2 separate regions of the Mus musculus genome follow, and region 2 is linked to region 1. The links are chromatin loops, found by intact Hi-C in ENCODE. Cell type or tissue: heart. All regions are shown on one strand. Each heading gives the region's core, and the rest is flanking DNA. Links, peaks and the distances in the headings are about the cores only.

Region 1 (8,341 bases), core at 276-8,275:
CTTCTATTAAATATAACTGGTGGCAATAATAAGAATAGTATGTATAAATATGAACATACTTTGTATAACACATTATAAATGTCTTAGTAATAACCTGGAACTAAAAGACCAATCCTAAGCTGATGTCAGTAAATAAAGCAACCAAGTGCACACTCCATATCATAGGCTCTCATAACAGCTTCCATCGAAAGAAGAACAAGCAACATTAGGTGTGTGTTATGTGTCTTTTTCAGTTTTCCACTAGAAGAAAAAAGGGGCCAGGTAAAGAAATACTGATTAGAAAGTATGTTATTTCATTCTCAAAGGCTGCCTGTCCTTCCACACGAGTGGGAAATATACAGTTACCAAAAGGGGCACTAGGGCTAGAGACTGGGACTAGTGATAGTCACCATGTTTGTGACCAAACTCCACTCATCACATACAGTATTGTTTCAAAACATACATGGAAGGACACTGTATATTTGGAATATCAAGGGATCACCACACTTTATATGAAAAGCTAAGGAAGGAGGCCTCTGTGAGTGTGGTTCTTCTATCTCCTGGTGCACGCCTGGATGGTACTTAACCCCATTACTGCCTTCAAGCAGCAAACTTGTACAGAGAAAAGCATATCTATAATAAATATAGTTTAATAGGTTTGTGAGCCCATGGCATGTTGGGTAAGGATGACAGTTGTTTTAAGGACTTCTATGTGTGGAAAACCATAACAGAAAGACTTACTCACATCTTAAAACATACCCACTAAGAAGTCTATCTTTTACATTGTAGGCCATTTGGTTCAAAAAGAGTATCGTATATACTAGAAAAAGCATGGATTTTGGAGTCTTTGATTAAAATATAGATTACAATTTACTATCTCTAACGTGGCCTTTGTTAGACAAATCATTCATTCTTACTAGGCTCCAACTTAACCACCTGAGCAATGCACATAAGTATAGCTGTACCACGTGTGCTGTAAGAATTAAAGTAATACTTTTTGTACTTACAATTTTTCTTCTCCTGGTTTAATTTCATTGTGGAAATAAGTGTGATTTGCATAAATGGGGTAGAAGGAAACTATACACTTGAACCCTAAGGTTTTGAAATATTACAGTAATAAATAAAAAGTATTGTATTTCATTTTATGCTTAGATGACAGGATTTAGCCTCATAATTCAGGTAAGAAAGTAAGGAGTCAAAAGGTCAGGCTGTTTCTTGATGAAACTGAAACCAAAAATCTCTTCTTTAGACTGATAACTAGATTATAATTTTGGCATATTTGTTATTAAAAATACTCGAGGGCTTTAATATTTAGTGTTCCAGAGAAACAAATTTAGATTTCCCTTCAGTTGTAGCGTTTCATTAACTGTATAAGTAAATAGAAGACCAGTTCTACATAAACCACACAAGCAGTCAGAAGATCCGTTCTACACACTGCTTCCCTAGTCAGTTCTTAAGTATTAATGCTGACGTCCATTTCTAAGAAAGTGAAACACACAAACCCTATTTGCCTCAATATATCTGCTACACTAAACCTGACACTGAGGAAGTAAACCTGTAATAAACCATTTATCTAGAGCAGAGTGTTGTTGCTGACCCTCAGAAAGTGGCTAGTTATAACTGCACTGGCTTTGGTTCCCACAATTAATGCCACACATTTTGTCCTTTCAAAATACCATAATGTGCTTAATTTTAATGAGTTAAACAAAAGTTGGCTCAGTACTTATGTGATTGGATACTACTCCTCAATGATTGGATAAGAAGACTGAACTTGCAAGTACATACTTATATCTCTGCCTGAAGTAGAATCTACTCTTAATTCTTTGGAGTAGCTGTATCCCCCAATACACAAATCCAAGTCCTTCCTAGTTCACTGTAAGTTAAATTCAGCCTTAACAGATTGTCACCAAAATCGTCCAGTTCTCCTCGTCGCTTTGATCACCTAGACACAGTGCACAGACTTGTAGTCTGTTTCATTTCCAAAAGATATTTAAGTTTTAAATTCCTCTTTGGCTTAATTAAACCTAGCCAATATAACAAAATAGCATTTTATATTCAAACTAAAATAATATTTTCCATATCAGGAAAAAATGATAAAACCTAAAATTCTAGGGCAGTGATTATCATCAGCCCTGGCTGCACACTGAAACCATCTGAAGTTTTAAATCACTGATGTGGAGTAGAGTGTTAACATAACCTGAATCTCTCTACAATCCTTTTTTTTTTTCTAGTTCCAGAGGGGAAAAAAATTAGATGACAAAGGATGCCACATAAGTTGGACCTATTTGACTCAGTTTTCAGATAATTAGTTTCCAGATTCTAAGAGATACTTAAGAATACATATTGGAACTTACTTTAATGCTAAGCATAAACAACGAAAGTTCAGACGGTGGAGAACCATCATCCAAGGGGGGAAAACTATGCAAGTTTGCTGTTTGTTTTTTGTTTTGTTTTTAGTTGTTTATTTGTTTGATTGGTTTTTGAGATGGTATATCAATGTTCAGTGCAGAATAACCTAGAATACACATCATAGAACAAGCTGACCTTGAACTTGTAGAGCTCCCCCTCCGTCAGCCTTCCAAGTACAAGGATTATTACACCCGTGACCCTCCACACCTGACTTCCTTTAGCTGCAATAGATTAGAGCTTCAACTCACCAGGCTGATTTGTTTGTTTCACTCAAGAAATGTTTTCACTTTCTACCATCTAACTAACAAAACTGGAAACACTGCACAATACTAACTGTTCGATGGAAGGAGGCCGGAGACTTCTTGCAGGCTACTAGGAATGCAAAGTGACAGATATTCTATAGAGTTACCTGTAAATATTTTGTAAAAATTAGGTATATATATTCTCCAACATTCAGCAATACCACAAACTTTCAGGCAACTTAAGAAGATTCATAAAGTAATTTAAGTGAGGGTAGTTAGTTTAGTATTGAGGATTTTGAAGCCCTTATATGCTCATCAAAAGGGAGATGGGTAGGTAAACTGAGGACAGCTGTTAGAAAAAATGAACTGTGTACATACAACAACATAGAATATGATATGTGTACATAGAGGAACATATCATAAAATGTGAGAGAAAATTAAACATACATGTGAAAACATATTTTGAAAGATGGTTTTTAAAAAAGTACCATGGAACATACATCAACCTCAAAAGAATTGGGCCTGAAATGTACTTGCTAACAGAAACTAAAAAGCTTTGAGGTGACCGATACACGGAAAGTCTTGTATGCCTTCAAAACAATACCTAATACATTCTCTGGAAATGGGCAAAAGGAAGAAATATCTGTTGAGTGACAATCATGAGTCTGGTACTTGGTTCTCTCCCCTCCAAAGATTAAATAGCATTCTTTCCTTGACCTCACTATTTGGCTAGGAAAACGAACATCTATCCATTGGGTAGGTACTATGACAGAGTTTAGTGGAAGGTACTGTAGGATACGTAAAAGATTATTATTTATTTTATATCTGAAGTCTATTACTTGATTCATATGTAATTTTACATCATGATAATTAATGACTGAAATATTTCATACGTTTTATGTGTCCAGCTTCAATTAAGGTGGATAATCTGTTTGACATAAAGTCATGCTAGATGGCCTAAGCGACCTTAAACTCAGAATGCTGAGGTTATAGCGCTCACCACCTTTGGTGTGTGGCCAATTTAAGCCTGCTTTCTGACTGGGACTAGCTGAGGGCTACAGGCTGTAGAAATGTTATGGTGCCATCTGCTGGTGGAAATGTTTCATCCATTTACCACTTTATTCTCGGCTCCCCACAATCTACTTCAGTTTGTTTTCAAAACTATAAACAAACCCATCCTCTCTAGACATCATATCAAGAGTAGGATAATTGTGCTTAAGTTAATCTCCAAAGTCATCTATTTAAATGTCTGGTTTCTATAAAGGCAGAATTACAAGAGTTTGTATTTTATGATGGGGCTGGATATTGAACACAGGGTTCTGAGCATGCAAAACAAGCATTTTACCACTGCATCATCCTCCTGGTTTTCTTTTTACTTTTTATTTTGACACAGAATCTCATTAAGTTGGCAAGCTGTCACTTTGTAGCTCATGCTTGAATTTGTAATACTCCTGCACCAGCCTCCTGAGTAGCTGGGATTATAGATCTAAACCATCAGCTCTGGTTTAAGATTTCATCTTCTTTAAAGTAGAGGAGCATGGCTATACATGTAAACTGTGCAGACAGACAGACAGACAGACAGACAGACAGACAGATTCATGCACACATGCACTCTTCCACGCTTGTTTTCCCAGATAAACATAAACTCAAAAGAATTCCGAAAGAAGTTGGTTTTAAAACATTTATATAAAGCTCATTTCCAAGTAGACTTCCTTATAAGGCAGTTTATTTCAATATAAAAAGAAACTGAGATTAGACCTAAATTCACTTCAGCTTTATCATGTATCACAAAGCCTTACAGACGATGTTTAGATTTCATGCATCACCTTTATGCATAAAATAGAAGCAGATTTCTTAAAATAATTTGGGGGAGTGTACAAAAACAAAATACAGAGTGATGTCGGAAAAGTTCAGTAACTAAACTGCCCCCCAGATACTAACTTGCTTTTTAACCTGTCATCAATGAAGCTAAAAGCTAAGTCCTGTATCATTCTTTGATGTTTACATTTATAATATAAATAGTTGAAAAACCCAAGACATTCCATAACACTGATTCCATAAAAGGTACAGGTAGGGTGTTGTAATAGTATACTGCATATCTGAGCAGGTCCACGGAGCCAACAGAATCAGCATCACCAAGATACTAAATGAAATCTAGCTCCATTATTGCAGAAGAACATAGTAGGAGAAAACTAGGTCCTATAAGTTGTTTTTAACTTATGTATACACAGGTGTCCATTCACACGTACACACAAATAAATACACTTTTTTAAATGTCTAAAGGACCCGAAGCAGTCCATACTTTGTAAACTCACAAAATCAAACAGCCAAAACTTCAACAAATAAAACCCCAAAATATTTCCCAGGGAACAGACTCCAACAAAAGACGCAGGCTGAGGGGTGTGCTAGGAAACTCCGTCTTCTGGGCATGCTGTTGCTTTGGCACTTGTCAGCCCAAAGCAGCAGTGCCCACCTGCACAACATCAATCCAGACAAAATTCTGGCACATTTATGGGGAGGTGTTCTCCAGGTTCCACCTTTACTTAACAGCTGATAGCTGCTGGAGGGAGAGAATCTTTCTTTTTTAATGCATGGCCTTTGATGGATTCTCCATGTTCCAGTGGATGGCCCCATACCTGTGCCTTAGTTACTGTTCTACTGCTGTGAAGAAACACCATCATCAAGGCAATTTATAAAACCAAGCATTTAACTAGGGTTTTTTTTTTCACAGTTTCAGAAGATGAGTGTATGACCATCCTGACAGGGAGCATGGTAGCAAGCAAGCAGGCATGATGCTGAAGCAGTAGCTAAGAACTTACATCTTACCCTGAGACAGCATCAGAAAGACAGACTGGGCCTGGCACTGGCTTTTGAAACCTCAAAGCCCACCCCAGTGACACACTTCCTCCAAGACCATACTTCCTAATCCCCAGACAGGTCCACCAACTATGGACCAGGCATTCAAGTACACAACACTATACAGGCCATTCTATTCAAGCCATCACACCGGTGTATACATGGGCAACACTAGTTGGATTTAGTTGGCTATCAAAAACAAAAGAGAAGATGATGTGAATTTTGGAAGGAGCCTTGTTAGGGGGATTTCAGGGAATTTGGAAGGGAGTCACAGTAATAGATCATGTTTCATTATATATACATGTACAAATCTCACGAATAAAAATTACAATAAAAAAATCAAGCCAAATTTTGGCATGGATTAGAAAGGTACTCTCCAGGTCCCATCCCTCACTGGAAGTTGAGAGCTGTGGGGTGGGAGAATTATTCTTTTGTATCTTTTTTTTAGGATGTTCCCAATGTAGGTTTCCCATGTTCCAGTGGATAAAGAAATTATATAAATATACATATATGTATATATACATATGTGTGTCTTATACATATATATGCATGTATGTGTGTATATACATATACATGTATATATTGGCAGAAAAATAATTTTTTCATAGTTTTGTTATCTGCAACTCCAAATAGCATAGGACTCTCGTGAGCACAAGCATACTGTCTCCTCACAGAGGTGGCATCAAGACAGGATTGTGTATGAGAAGAAGACATAGCAAGGCCCGAAGCCACAGCACTCAGAGGACCAGTAACAAGCTCCCACAGTGAGTGTTTGTTAAAATCTTGTCACTGTTTATTAGCATCACACTGGGGACCAAACTACAAACACACAATGCACACATCGATGTACATACATACTAAAGCCATAACCAAACTATAGAAGTATCTTTTTGTAACTTGTGTAACTTAGCAATATAACCATAGTTTAGTAGTTTTATCTTTTAATCTTCATAGAAAATAAACTTGCTTTACATGTCACACAACAAAACCCCTGAATGAATAAATATAAAATAGACTGTCTTGCAATAAAAAAATCTCTTTGCAATGAATGGTGGTGGATGCAGAGACATACAGCTGCTGAAGATGCTGAAAATAGCTGGTGTTTGAGTGATCAGCCCTAAACAGGACTAAGTTTCACACTGCCCTACCTAAAGTTCAGGATACATCATGGAAGAGGAGGAAAGAAATCTAAGAGCCAGAAGATAGAGTGAAATGCTGTCTTCTGGATAAGGACAGCCAATGCTGTCATGACTTCAAAACAGCTGTGGCTATATTCATTAAGTCTACACACAAATGAGCCTATCAACAGGTGGTCAGGGAGGGGCCTGTGGGACCTGCTCCTCCCTGCTAAGCTACCAGCTACTTATGGATTCTGAAAAAAAAAGGGCAGTCATGTCTTCAGTTGTGTACCATCTGGAAACCAACTAAGCTCCAATTAACTGTTTAAAAGACATAGTCACACACATGATTCTGGTTAATCTCAGTGGGTCGCAAAACAACAACAATAACAGCGACAACAAACCCTGAATGCTTCAAAGGGAATTGTGGTTAGCCCTGAAATCATATATATACAAGTAATGTTAAACAAGGTGATCAGGTGGTATTTATGTATTTGGGTATATACATAAGTATAAATATATAAGTATATATGTATGTGTGTATGTATGTATGTGTGTATATATATATATATATATATACACACACATATAGTGTGTGTGTATATCTATATACATAGTGTGTGTGTGTGTGTGTGTGTGTGTGTGTGTGTGTGTGTGTGTGTAAAAAACATTAAGTAAAAAAAGGCCATGAATGTTAGATTCAGCAAGCAGGGTGGTTGGGAGGGGTTGGAGCAGGGAAGGGGAAGAAGAAAAATGACATAATTATAATTTCTAAAATAATAAAATAATAAACTTACAAATTTTTCATTTATATTAGCTGATACTTTGTAATTTAAAATATGAAATCCAAAAACAGTAAAACTGCTAAGGAAATCATGCAAAAGAGGGGAATTGTGGGCATAAGGAAGTGGGTAGGAATAACAGGAAAAATAAAAAAGGTAGGGGCTATAGTAGCAAAAATTTACATACTTATAAAATTGTCAAAAAACAGATCCAATAAATATTTTAAATAATGGAGGAGCTAGAGAAAGTACCCAAGGAGCTAAAGGGATCTGCAACCCTATAGGTGGATCAACATTATGAACTAACCAGTACCCCGGAGCTCTTGACTCTAGCTGCATATGTATCAAAAGATGGCCTAGTCAGCCATCACTGGAAAGAGAGGCCCATTGGACACGCAAACTTTATATGCCCCAGTACAGGGGAACGCCAGGGCCAAAAAGGGGGAGTGGGTGGGTAGGGGAGTGGGGGTGGGTGGGTATGGGGGACTTTTGGTATAGCATTGGAAATGTAAATGAGCTAAATACCTAATAAAAAATGGAAAAAAATATTTTAAATAGTCTTAAAAACTGATTTTTCAAAAGATAATATAAATTTAAAATAAAGACAAAAATAAAATAAAAAGAATGTTTTTTTAAAAAAAAAACACATATCAAAACAGGTTTAAGAAAGATCTAACACAAGTATGATAGAAGTTCCTAAAAAAGAAAACCAACATAGTGGGACAAAATAGATATTAAAAATAATTAATTAAAATTCTTCAGCAAAAATTAAACTATATGTTAAAAGGACATGTTGTATCACTGTGACATATATATGTGGGTTTTTTCTACTAAAATACTGCATAAAAAAAGAAAAGTGCCAGAAGAAATTGTTCAGCAGTTACAATGGAAGGTACACTTTTGTAAGATGTGCTGCTCTTAGAAAGAACCCAAGTTCAGATCCCATCTCCCATAT
Region 2 (8,341 bases), core at 139-8,138, 600 kb before region 1:
GGATTTCTGGGTTCGAGGACAGCCTGGTCTACAAAGTGAGTTCCAGGACAGCCAGGGCTACACAGAGAAACCTTGTCTCAAACAAACAAACAAACAAACAACCCCCCCAAAACAAAATAAATAAATAAATAATACTCAGGGGCCATGGTTGAGATTAATAAGGTACAGGTTCACTTAAAACTGTTATAAAATTATTATTATTTTGGGAAGACATTTTTTTTGCCATTCTTGAAAAGATAACTACATTTTTACTTATGTGAATACATATCTATAGCATGCTGTGTGTGGGCCGCTCTCAGAGGCTGATAGTATCAGTGATGCTAGAGTTACATCTGGCTGTGGGCTGCCTGATTTGGGTGCTAGGAACCAAAGCTGGTCCTCTGGGAGAGCAGCAAGCACCACTAACCACTGAACCATCTTTCCAGCCCAAGGAGGAGACTTTATGATAAAGACTGGTGTGAGAAGGTTCGGCATTTGTCCCCTCCAGTGTGTGCAAATCAACTGACTGGCAGTTTGTTTCTGGGTCCTTGGGCAGCTGCCCGTCCTCCACTCTCAGGCTGGTGGTGAGGGGTCCTCAGGTCTGCCTGGCTGTTTCCTTTTCTAACCCGTGGATGAGGCTCTCTTAGCTTCGCCCTCCCTCCTTTCTCTATGTGGAGTGATTCGTGGCTTTGTCCCTCACAGTGCTGCGGAGGTGTAAGGCAGGAAATCAACATTTCTTTTTGGGAGGAATAAGTAAATGGTCTTTGAGACCCTTTGCAAAATTTCTAGGCTTCCCCCATTAGTTTCTGTGCCCTAGAGAGGCTCCCTGGAGGTTTGCAGAGAGTGCCTTCATAGATTCTATTAACTAGCAATTACTCTGCCTCTCAGTGGAGATGTTAGATAAGATCTGAATTATCGATGTTTCTCACACTCACCAGACACCTTATTCCCACTTGATGGGAGGGCATTGATCACTGCTAGTGTTTTTCATCAAAAAAAAGAGAGGAAGGAAGGAAGGAAGGAAGAAGGAAGGAAGGAAAGAAAGAAGGAAAAGAAGAGAGAAGAAAGGAAAAGAAAAGAAAAGAAAAGAAAAGAAAAGAAAAGAAAAGAAAAGAAGAAAGAAAAATGAAGAGTAGAGATCTGTATGGAGGTCTCCTGGCTTTGTGGGCGAGGCTGTTTGAGACCTTGAGTCCTCACAGTCTTTATCCTTTTCCTCTGTTAAGAGAGGGACAATGTGCTTTAGCACCGCTTTTGTCCTCTTCTCTCTGCTTATGTTTGTTTGTTTGTTTTTAATATTTATCACCCAGTGAAATCACATCATGCTAAAGGCAACACCGTCCTTCAGCTGTATACAGAGAGGAATCGGCACGTTTGCAATCCAATCAGTGCTGAAAGAAAGGGTCATGGATTGTGAAACACTTTGGTGTGAAAGGCAGGATTCTTGGATTTGCTTTGCCTGGGCTCATTCAATCCAGGCATGCAGCAGCCTTGTGTTCCACATGAACAAAGTCTAGAGGGCCTAAAACTTATCTGAGTCACAGAGCCAGGAAGAGGCAGGCCTGGTACGTGCAGGGATTCCCTTCGTGACAGGGCTAAAGCCCCCGTGCAATATGAAAACTTTGTTATTTTTGTAACAGCACACTGAGACCTGGTCAGAGAGGTTAAGTGGCATCGGCAGGGTCACAGAACTAATAAGCAGGTAAGCCAGGGCTGTCGCTGACTGCCTCCTCCTATTTCATGTTGTCTGCCTGAGTTTCGGGTGGTGCTCGCCAGATCTCATTTCTTTCTTTGCCGTTCTTATCATCCTGTCTTTATCACCATCTTCCTCCATGGGTCATGACTTTTCAACAGAACACTAAGTGGCCCAGCCAAAGCTGAGCTATCTCTCTTAGATTCCCAGTTTCCGTGAATTGCCGAGGGTATCTAAACTATCCAAATATTGGGACAACTGTGTTTTATTGCCTTTTGTTTTTACAGAGTTTGAGTTACTTTCCAATTTCTAAACCTGTTTTCTCAGTTTTATGTGTTAATTGAAATGGGATTCTATGTGTCAATTCAGAGTCAAGCCCTCTGACCCTCCAGTTCTTCGTGGGAGCATCGTGGCCCGGCCACTCCACCCCCATTGCTTGCCTGCAATGTCTGCTCCTCACGTCTTATGGTTCTCAGTAGTCATGAGCGTCTAAGTAGGGGTCTGACTCTTCTTAGGTCCCAGGATAGAACGTCTAACGACCGTATCCTTTTGCAACCTTGTCTCTCTCTGTGTCTGCGCATGCTTTTATGGGGTTGTTTTTAACAGAAGCACACTCCGGAGCTGGTGTCTGGTTTTGACTGGCATTTTGGGGGGCCTTGAAGGGAAGATGAAAAAGACCTCAGATCTACCTTAGACACTGAGTTTAGGTTTCTCCAGAGGATGGAGTAACAGATAGATCGGATGAACCTGAGGTCTCCTTTGTCCTGTTTGTCAGCCAGGCTGCCCAGACCTAACAGCTAGCCTAAGGCAAAGTTCACTATTTAATTTAGAATGATCCTGAACAAACAGAAATCTGAGCGTGCCATTCACCTGTCTAAACGTTCACTGGCTTCTAGAACATCATCTGCATTCCCCGAAGCCCGCCCTTTTATCAACACCTCCAGCTCCTTAGAGGCTCATTCTAACTTCCGCCCTTTCTAGTCCCTGTCTACCACTTCCTTCGCCCTGTGCTGCAACTTCTCTGGTTAGTTTTTCTAATCTCAGGGCTCTTCTGTCTTTGCTGTTTCCATTGTCTGGAACTTCCTCCACATGCTGCTGTGTCTTCTTTAAAGACTGATTTTCAATTTTTGCGTGCATGGAGGGGGTGATATTTACACACTAATGCAGCCCCTATGGAGGCCAGAAGAGGGCATTGGAGTCCCCGGAGCCAGGGCTACAGGAGATTGGAAACTACTCAGCGTGCGTGCTGGGAATCAAACTGGGTCCTCTGCAAGAACAGAACCTGTTCTTAACTGCTGAATTCTCTCTCCAGCCCCTGACTCTTTTCTTGATGGTCTTGCTTGTTCTTTATATCATGTACAAGTGCCCCTCGAAAGTGTCCCATAATTCCTTGCACTTCTTGGGCCTGGACTTGGATTGTAAAATTCTGTCTGCTTGTCCTCACCCCTGATAGGAGGGCTGATGACCATCACGTTCTTTATTCTCTTATCTATCCACATCTGATACAGCTTATATTACAAGAAACATTAAAGTCAGAACTACAATTGAGAAGGGGGGACAACAGACCGCAAGTCCAGAAGCTGAATTCTGTCTAGATTTCAGACATTAAACGTGTCGGTCTAGATAGGTTTCCGGTCACTTCCCGTAGGCTTCTAGATTGTAAATAATGCGACTGACAGCAAGAGAGGAGTAGGGTCAGGAGACAGAACAAATAAGAATTTTATGTGTTAATGTGCACAGTTGCTCTCTCCTAGCCCGACGCTAATTTTCGGCCACTAGGGGGCACTCTTGTTCTATACAACAGCGAGGGGAGCGTCAGACTGCAGGGTTGCTCCCAGGAAGCCGAACTAGTCCTCTAGTCCCTGCTGTCCTCACCCCATCTCCCCAAGGCCGGGAGGTGTACCTAGCGCTTAGTGTGTCAAAGAAACAAATCTTAGTATCAATCAAACCCAAACCCAAACTGCACTGTGGCCCCCTTGGCAGGGGCTCCGTCTGGAGTGGGGCCCAATTTTAAGGAAGAGCGCGAAGCAGGGATGCAGTTCCTGGGCGGTGAGAGCTTCCCAGCCGGATTGCCTAGGGGGATCCCGCCGCAGGTGCGGAGTCGCTGGCCCCGGCGCCAGGCTCTCCCGGGTTCTGGGTCCCCCGCCGCCCCCGGCCGCACCTGTTAGTGCAGCTTCCTGAGCTGGGCTGGGAAACTGGTGTGTGCAGCTGCCCTGCCCTCCTCCAGGTCAGGCCCAGGTTAGAGTCGGAGGGGCCCAGCCAGGTTTCAGGACCGTGGGTTTGCGTCCCTTCTGCTCTAGGAGAGGCAGAGGAAAGGAAATTCCTTTCACATGGCCCTGAGTAATGCCGATGCATCGGTGATGGTGGCCAAGGCTTCATGAGTTTTCTTATGATTCTTTTGATTCAGGCAAGGCTCTGGATCCCCTCGGAGCGCTCCTATTTCTCAATGATCTTTTTTTCAATTGCGACCTAACGCTTCCTTCCCTAGGCTCCCTTCCTTTCTTCATCCTCAGTAGTTCGTACTTAGCTGTCTGGCTTTTTCCTCCCACAGCAGTTCAGGAACGGGACTGGCTGGGCTGCTACAGAGAGGAGACCAGAAGAGACAGGAAAGACTGGGAAGAAAACGTCCCGTCCCGTTCCCCTCAATCCTCTGGGGTGAAGCTTTACTGCTTGAAGCTCATCCAACTCTGCATCCTGCCCATGAAGGGCACACCGAGGGTCTGAACGGCTTTGATCTAGCTTTTCCAAATGCCTACTAGCACTGTTTCACGTGGCACAGGGGAAGCTCACAGGTTCAGTGCCAGGGATATAGATGGACTTTTTCTGTATGTAGCAGATTGGGGGGGGCATGATTTGAATGGTGTCCCATCTAAATCTGCACAACCGGATTCCACCATGTGCATCCAATGCCTTAAAATAACTTAGCACACATGGCAGACAAGATGAGCACCCAGCTAAGGAACCTAGATTTTTACTGATATTGCTGACTTCCACCTGGTGAGAGACTCATCTGGGGGGCAGTTTTAAAAGAAAATTTAATCCTGCAACCATCTCAAAGCTCCATGTCATAGGCATATCACACTCAAACCACAGGACACAATTGAAACCAGAAACAGAAACTACAGCGCCATGACTCCACAGCTAACTGTGTCTTATTCTCATTGTAAAGAGCAGTTGCCACAGTCACCAAGTGGTAATTAAGGGGAATTACTCATATCTGCATGGTTCGCTGTGATGTAAAGTTAATTACAACAGACTTAGGCTTTGCCCACCAAGCCAAAAAAGTCACTAGAGCATGCAAATGTGTGGCCAAACACACTGTAATAAACACATTATATAGAAAAACACAAATCGAAGGAAAATCAAATTTAGCCCGGATTTCAACAGTTTCTGTGGTCTAGTGCTAGTGTATCTTTGTGGCCTTTCTCCTCACCCCACAGGCGTCCCATATTCTAGTCCTTTGTGAGATTTGCCACCTCCAGGGCAAAATGAGCCTTGAACTTGTGTACTTCCAAACCTCTGTAAGCTTATCTTGCAGCCTCAAATGGCCTCCCATACTACAAGCCTTTCCTCGAAGCATGGCTTTCTGGGTAAACATAGTGGCTTTAGACTTTTCCAGATCCCAAGCCAGAGCTCTCTCCTTTCCTCCGGCTTCCAGGCTCCTGTGTTGTTCTTAGAGTCCTTTCTGTCTCAGAGGTAATGCATCCGTTGTGGAGACCGAGGCATCTTTCCCCAGCCCTACTTGTGTGAAGCAGGTAGAGGCAGTGTGGGGCAAGAAAATTCCCTGTATGGCAGAGTGCAAGTAGTGTGGAGAGTTTTTCCAAATATAAGTATAAGTTAATCTATAAGCCACACTTGAAGTAGGCTGATGACTTTATGGTCATGGCTCCCTGGATACTTCTTGAAATCCATTAAAGCAAGTAGAGAAATATCTCCATTTTATTGGCTTTTGACAGTGCTCTGTGTATCACATCAGCACTCTGTATGACCTTCTGAGGAAAAAGAATAAGATGTTCTATAGATGTCAAAGGGCAATATGTGCCATAACTCTCAGCCATTCAGGTAAACAGAAGCATGGAAGGTGTGGTCTTCAGTGGTTGCTGGTGTTTGGCAGCCAGGAGACAGGTTTGTGCTGTAGGCTCTGTAGGTGGAATAGACCACCTCTTGACTCCAAGAAACATGGGTTCAGGACTCAAGCCCATCAGCAGGAATGAACAGGAGTAGAACTTGTCACCTCCTAAAGGTGACACATTTACATCACCAAACCACAAAGAAGACGAGGGCTGGCTCTTCTCAGTCTATCATGAACCACCTACATACTTAGCTTTCCTGCCCTTAGTTTTCGAGCCAGCCATTCAGGGCCATGTTGGCCACACCATGAAAAAACCATCCTACGGGAAGGACAGAAATCCCTGCCACGTCAGTGTGAGGGGACAGGCCCGAGCCATGATGGGCAGCTATGCAGAAAGTCTGCAGCTGTTGAAAGTGAGCTGGAAGGAAGTACACTCTGGAGCTAAGAACAAACGGGAGGCTCTCAGAAAGCAACAGTGAAAACCGTGGATCCGCAAACATCTTGGTTTAAGATGTCAAGTCACTGTAAAATAGAAAAATCATTTCATAATCCTATAATCTGCACATTACTAATCTGGGATTTAAAACAAAGCAAACAATAAAGCTTTGAGAGGCCAGCTCTCAGCCTTTTACTCAGGCATGAGAATTCCCACAGGCTTAGGGCACGTTCACACCTTTGGCAAAATGGCCTGGTGCCTGGATGGGGAAATCAAAGATGTGAATCATCTGGGACCCGTGTTCCAGGGTTTATGGAAGGCCAATCCTTCCCAACTTTGGTCACATATTTGAATCACCTAGGGAGCTTTAAGAATTGCTTCAGCCCAGAGATTTGGGTTAATTGCTCTGGGGTGTGGTGTGGGCACTGGGGTTTGAAAGCCAATAGCTGTTCAAAGTGCAGCCAGGGTGAAGCAGCACCAGGGTGAGAAGGGATGGAGACATTTGCAGCTGGGGTGAGGGGAATCAAGTAACCCTCTGGCTGTCACCGTCTGAGTTTACTTTGGATAAAAGGTGCCTTCTTGACTCTTTTGCAATGCCATGAAAGGAGGCCATGGTTTTTAACCCAGGATACATGAATTCTTCTAAAAGGAAATATTTTGGTGAATAAACTTTAGTGGACATTTCTGCCCTTTCAACCAAAGCTGCCCCACACATGTACACTGTGTGGTGAGTGAGCTCTTAGTACCAGGGAAGTTGTGGATAAGTACTTAACACACGGGGCGCGCGCGCGCGTGTGTGTGTGTGTGTGTGTGTGTGTGTGTGTGTGTGTGTGTGTGGTGCACCCAGGCAGAGGAAGCCTTAGCAACGACCTCACACGGAGAAGAGAGAGCTGAACACATTGTCCCTTTGGACAGCCCTGCTCCTTCACATCCCTTAGTTCCTCCTAAGTCCTGGGTTGTGACACCAGCTCCATAGTGACAAGCTTTACTTAGGAAGAAGAAGATTATGGGGGCGGGGTGAAGAATATCCCACCTGGCACCTTTACTACATTCTCAGATCTGCATGCTATGATTTACTTAGACCACAACATACATATTGTTACAGCTACCACCTCATCGTGAGCCACAAAATACACAAAATTCAACAAGGCTCACAAGGCCCTCAAAGCTTCTAAGCTTCTGTGAATGAGTTTGCACTTTCTGCAGACCCCAAGGCCTCTTCTCTCTGCAGGTTTGCCTCCCCTTTCTCCACAGACTGTCTCAGATCCTGAGTGTGACCACTTTTAATAAATCCTCTGTTCACATATATCTGCATCCCTGCTTTCTCTGGTGTCCACTTGGAGCTCAGACTTGGCCGTTAGTGTTTACACTGGTGCTCGCTCACAGTCCAACGTACAAACATCCCCAGGGAGCTTTCTTGCTATTTGGGGCTTCCAGCCAGCTTGCTTTTCCTCCTGAGGGGCTCCAAATGACCTTTCAAAAGGGCTGCAGCTGCCTCAACAGGACCCTTTTTCTCTAGGTAAAGGAGGTTTCCATTCTAAGCTCTGCTTTAAAAAAAAAAAAAAAAAGATCTGATTTTCTCTTGATATTTAAAGACCTACCCGGGCCCTCATGGTTGGCAGATTCTCCCATATCCATTCAGTCTAAGTATTACAGCTTGGAGTGCCTCACATGCTACGGTATATAAACAGATTCCAGCTTCCTAATGGATTGAAGAGTATACTGTAAGTGCTCTGCGGGACAGTATGTTCCTACCATGCAGCATGTCATGAGTTCAATCCTCAGTGCAGAGAGAACAAGGAGAGCAGGAGTGAGGATGTGGGAGGGAAAGAGGGAGGATATAGAGAGAAATTAGAAGAAGATAGCAGTGTGTATTCATCTGATCTCAGAAATATAAATGCACACACATTTAAATGATATAAATGGAATGGAGGAAACCATAAAGAAACACTTCATGTCAAACTAATACTCTAAAAGTGAAATATTTGAAAAATTAGCAAGACACTAGAAAATATAGCTCAATATACATGATAGATGTCAGAGGGGGAAACTGACTTATATTGGAGCAAAATTACATGCTTTTAATAATACAAATTAATTCCCAATGGAAAAATAAGCAGGGACACAGGAAACTTATGAAATCAGTACATTAGTAGCAGATACG

What was found. Peaks named below come from ENCODE experiments on the same cell type or tissue, not always from the same donor. Only the 100,000 strongest peaks of a DNase experiment are listed, where the experiment ranks them.
Region 2: it touches region 1 in a loop (9-fold over the local background); 33 of 42 quality-filtered maps call a loop at or near these places.

What each region holds. Positions count from the first base shown.
Region 1 is chr19:43,392,845-43,401,185 of GRCm38, forward strand. No RefSeq gene overlaps it. Among named protein-coding and RNA genes, the nearest start is that of Hpse2, 8.7 kb to the left of the region's middle. In heart, for the core only: a CTCF peak has its summit at 3,723 (motif pointing left); no DNase peak of the experiment used is centred there; H3K27me3 peaks cover 645 bases.
Region 2 is chr19:42,791,632-42,799,972 of GRCm38, forward strand. The region is part of intron 11 of Hpse2 (heparanase 2); the gene reads right to left. Among named protein-coding and RNA genes, the nearest start is that of Hps1, 16 kb to the left of the region's middle. In heart, for the core only: a CTCF peak has its summit at 3,452 (motif pointing right); a DNase peak (open chromatin) is centred at 3,490; H3K4me3 peaks cover 983 bases; H3K27ac peaks cover 526 bases; H3K27me3 peaks cover 1,954 bases.